Linked DNA regions of Homo sapiens: region 2 is linked to region 1. A link is an interaction called in ENCODE POLR2A ChIA-PET data of the cell type or tissue named here. Cell type or tissue: PC-9. All regions are shown on one strand.

Region 1 (2,500 bases):
CAAAAGACAGCTTGGTTTTGCAGATATTTATTCCAATTCATGGACGTCCGCATGGCAACAGTGGCTTTAAGTGATGGTCCTCCCCTTCTCCTAGTTTTTGCCTGGCAATTCCTCACCACTTTAATAACTATTTTTTCACATTATTTAAATTTTTTCTAGGTATTTTAGTTGATCTCAGAGGGAACATCAGTATAAATGTCCTGGGCTGATATTAAAAGCAGGAGTTGGCCGGGCGCAGTGGCTCACGCCTGTAATCCCAGCACTTTGGGAGGTCGAGGTGGGTGGATCATAAGGTCAGGCATTTGAGAACGGCCTGGCCAACATAGCGAAACCCTGTCTCTACTAAAAATACAAAAAAATTAGCTGGGCATGGTGGCGGGCACCTGTAATCCCAGCTACTGGGGAGGCTGAGGCAGGAGAATCACTTGAACCTGGGAGGCAGAGGTTGCAGTGAGCCGAGATCACACCACTACACTCCAGCCTGGGCGACAGTGCGAGACTCTGTCTCAAAAAAAAAAAAAAATAAAACAAGACTCCTTCTTCCCTCTTCTCTCAGATCTTCCATGATTCTTTCTTTCATTCAGATCTCTGTGCAAGTAGTATTTCTTCAGAGATGCCATTCTGACCACCCCATCAAAAATAGCCACCTCCAAAATTAGCCAGGTGTGGTGGTGTCAGCATAGCACAGTTACTTGGGAAGCTAAGGCAGGAGGATCACTTGAGTCCAGGAGTTCTAGGCTGCAGTGAACTACGATTGTACCACTGCATTCCAGCCTGGGCGGCAAAGCAAGACCCTAGCTTTAAAAAAACAAAAACAAAAAAAACCCCAGCCACCTCCATTCCTATGATCTCTGCTTCATTTTTCTTCATAGCATTTATCACATCTGCAAATGATTGCATATTTGTCTGCTTACTTGTTTATTGTCTTTCCAACTAGAACGTATTCATTCAACAAATATTTGTTGATCACATCCTATGTGCTAGGCATTATTCTAGGCATTGGACCAACACCAGAGAACAAGACAGACCAGATTCCAGCCCACAGACAGCTTACATACCCAGGGGAAGATGACCATAAACAGAGAAACTAATAAAGAATGTAAACTCATGAGGATAGGAAACTTGCCTGCTTTCTTTACCACCCCAGGGCATAGAACAGTGCTATATGTTAACTGAATTTATTAAGCTTTTGTCCTGACGTTATTTTTCAGTATTATTGAATCCCTGGTATTTTGACTGTATTGTTGGTATACTGCTTTTTCCCTCTGAAATATGTAGCATTTCAAGCATGTTAAGGGTTAAACACACTTGCATGTCAGCCTGGAAATATAATCACCATTTATTATATTACTGTTATGGGAAAATATGTTCTGAGTTCCAAATAATTAACTTCCAAGTGAACTTTTGGAAACTGACAGCCAAATTCATATATATTTGGGTGAGATTTGCCAATGTCTTTGCACTCTTTTACAGGGAGAGGCAACATGCCAGCCAGATCAGGCCAGACAGCCCTGGCGACTAGTGGGGTAACAGATGTCTCAGAAAAAACATCCCATCTACAAGGCTCCATTCTGCTGTAATATCATGGTTGTTTGGATTCTTAGAATCTCAGATATATGGTGACACACTTTTCCTTGTGCAAGGACAGACGCTCTGTGATCAAACTAACATCTTTTCATTGGAGAGGCCAAGTCAAATTCTTAGAGTCCTCCACCTGGACCACAGCATGGTTGAAAGTGGCAGCCAGCCCAGGCAGACAGCCCAGCTGCCCTGGGACGTTGAGAGAGAAAGATTGGGGGTCAGCCAATCTAATTCAGAAAAGCTACTCCAACGTGACAAGCGTCATGGCTTTCAGCCTACCCACAGGTTTGGGTTCTTTAAATTCTTTAGCAAAGGGAGGGAGGCCATACAGGGAAGAGCATGGGCCAAGAGCCAGAGCTGGATGTAAGGAGATGCAGATGCAAGGCTATTGAGTTAAGAAAAAAATCAGGATTTGCTGAGATTTTGGAAAAGACGAATGGAGAGTCATTAAATGCTCAAGGTTTGGGGCTGGGAAAGATCGGGAGCCTGTTGACCGTGGTGAGAACTAAGTTCAGAATGGAATACTGGTAGAAGAGATGAGCTCCTCTGATTCTTTTGATCTGGGGTCAAGCTATGCAGTTGAGGGAATTCTCAATCCCAATCAAAAATGGACTTGGACAGAGGGGATGGGATCATGAATCTGTGAAAATCCATCATAAAATTTTGACCTGAAAGATCCCTTTTAAAAGTCTTCTTAGACTAGTCTCAGACATATGTTCAGAAATAGGATCTTCTAAATGGGGCCTGGGAATCTGCACTTTAAATGCTTTGTGAGTAACTCATGCACAGCCAGTTTGGGACTTTCTCACTAGTCTAATCAACCTCTTTTCTTTTCTTTTTTTTCGAGACAGAGTTTCGCTCTTGTCACCCAGGCTGGAGTACAATGGCGCAATCTCGGCTCACTGCAACCTCCGCCTCC
Region 2 (2,500 bases), 260 kb after region 1:
AAAAAGAAAAAAAGAATCTACTTGGTGGTTATGAGTTTTTTGGAAAAGTCATTTTCTGTTGAACATGCATACTGAGATGTATAATGGGTGAAACCATGTCTGGGATTGTCTTAAAATACTTCTGAAAGAAAGAAGTAGGGATGGAGAGGAGAGACTAGATAAAACACAATTGGCAAAATGTTGGTAAAATTGTTCAAACTACATGATGGCTACATGGAAGTTTGTGATATTATCTTCTCTACTTTTGTGTACCTTAGAGAATTTTCATGATAAAAGTTTAAAAGTACATACACACACACAAAACAATACCCATGTTGCAAGAACACATTGAAATAAGAAGATAAACATTAAAATGGTTGGTTACCTTTTAGGAGAAGAAAGGAAGGAGAGCTGAGTGTGGTGAAAAAAGTGAAGAGTGCTGGCTTTGGAAGCATGTATGCTAAAATTGGAACCACACAGAGATGACCATGACCCCTGTGCAAGGATGCTGTGCAAATTCATGAAGCATTCCGTATTTTTATAAGTAAATAAATGGAAAAAAGTGTAAAGAAAAAAGATCCAGAAAAATTGGGATACCCCAGTGGAGCATGGGATGGGTAAAGACCAAGGGGAGGGCATGTACATTTGGCAGGCAACCAGCAGGGCCTGCCCGGAGCCCATCCTTATTTTCCCCAGGAGCCTCCTCCCAACCCCTGAGGCTTGGTTAGGCTCCACCTGTGGTTTTCTGTGGTACCAGGGGATTTTCCTCTTCTGGCACTTACCACACATCCTCTTAAGACCTGCTCATTGCACTGTCTTCCCCACCAGACTGTAACAGGGAGTGGGCCTATGTGTTTGTTTTGCTCAATTCCATTCCCCCAGCATGTGGCACATGGTCCACCATTCTGGGTGTGCTCTAAAATCCGTTGAGTGAAAAACAGTAGCCAGTGTTTGTTGAGTATTATCTCACTTTATTCTCAGAACTCTATGAAGTAGGAAATAGTATTTTCACCCGTTTGATTAACAAGGAAATGGAGGAGGCTCAGAGAGGTTAAGTGACTTGCCTAAAGTCAGAGCTAAAGTATGGCAGAGCAAGATCCAGGCAGACCAGCTGCCATTAGAACCAGTGTTCTCAATCCCTGCACCATACTATCTTGAAGAGGGATGGAGGCCAGTGGTGTCGAGGAGAGAAGCTAACACACTTGAAATATTTTTCAGTCAACATCAGACACTCCCAAACCAAGAGCTAATGTGGTACAGACTCTGGGAGCTGTGTGGTAGAGAACGGAGTGGAGTGATCAGAGAGATAGGGAACATTGGAAAAGAGATTAATAGAATGTGATAGAAAGTGATTACAGTTGAATCCAAAAGCATCTTCCCTAAATTGTCATGGGGTTGAGATGGTAGGCTGAGGCCCAGCCCACCCCTATGGGGGTGTCTCTTGCCTTCTAGGTAGTTCTTAATTAGTGGTTCTCAACTGGGGGTGATTTTGCCTCCAGCGGACGGACATTTGATAGTATCTGAAGACACTTTTCCTTGTCACAACTGGAGGGAGAAGGGTGGCTAATGACATCTAGTGGGTAGAGCCCAGGGAGGCTGCTAAACCTACTAAAATGCACAAGGTACAGGATACCGTCCCCCAAAAAGATTCATCTGATCAAAAGCTTAACAGTGCCACAGTTGAGAAACCCCACCAGTTCTTAACCTGAATGATAGTTTTGACCATTCACCCACTCTGCTTCCACAGTCTTTCTCTCTCAGCTTCCAGAATCTCTAAATACAAGGACATGGCAAAGACACAGTGTTGTCAAGAGAAGCCTGCGTGTGGGCTGGGCCTAGAGAGCCTCACATGATGGCATTTCCTTTGATGGTTCATTACAGCCCAGGGCCACTGTACCATCATCCCACCTTTCTACTCTCTGATGCTTAGTCCCAGTGGTGTGCTGGTTAATGTTTAACAACCAGCTCTCTGGGAAAACAAGTCCTGGTTTGTAGCATTTGACAATTTCCATGGTGTAACTATTCCAACCTTGGCCAATTTAATGTTGCCAATGAGAAGTCACCTTGTTTGCAAAATTCCTGAAAATTTAACAAATGAGCTGGTGTGAGCCAGCTCCTGCACACCACTGCTTAGACCCCACCTTCCAATCTTCCATGTTCTCTCATAAGCCACATAAATGCGTACCCACTGAGTCAATGGCTTAACACAATGAAAGTGGGTTTCTCACACAATAGTCTGATATGGGTGTTCCTGATTGAGTTGTTCTCTCACATGGCCCTCCTCCAAGCAGCGACTCAGGGCCAGGCTCCTTCTGTCTTGTGGCTTACTTCCTCTAGAAGTTCTCAAACTTCAGTATGCATCAGAGTCATCTGGAGAGCTTAAAATGCAATTCCCCAGAGTTTCTGACTCAGTAGGTCTGGGATGGGGCTTGTGGATGTGCATTTTATAAACAGTTCCCAGGCATTGCTGGTCTTGCTGGTCTTGCTGGTTGGGGGACACATTTTGAGAATCATTGCTCTG

The links. Peaks named below come from ENCODE experiments on the same cell type or tissue, not always from the same donor. Only the 100,000 strongest peaks of a DNase experiment are listed, where the experiment ranks them.
Region 2: POLR2A ChIA-PET joins it to region 1 with 9 read pairs; 2 of 35 experiments call an interaction of 5 or more read pairs at or near these places.

The regions. Positions count from the first base shown.
Region 1 is chr1:116,673,473-116,675,972 of GRCh38, reverse strand. No RefSeq gene overlaps it. Among named protein-coding and RNA genes, the nearest start is that of MIR320B1, 3.0 kb to the right of the region's middle. In PC-9, no CTCF peak of the experiment used is centred here; a DNase peak (open chromatin) is centred at 1,012; H3K27ac peaks cover 924 bases.
Region 2 is chr1:116,411,785-116,414,284 of GRCh38, reverse strand. The region is part of intron 1 of ATP1A1-AS1 (ATP1A1 antisense RNA 1); the gene reads left to right. It also overlaps the pseudogene RNU6-817P. Among named protein-coding and RNA genes, the nearest start is that of ATP1A1-AS1, 5.6 kb to the left of the region's middle. In PC-9, no CTCF peak of the experiment used is centred here; no DNase peak of the experiment used is centred here.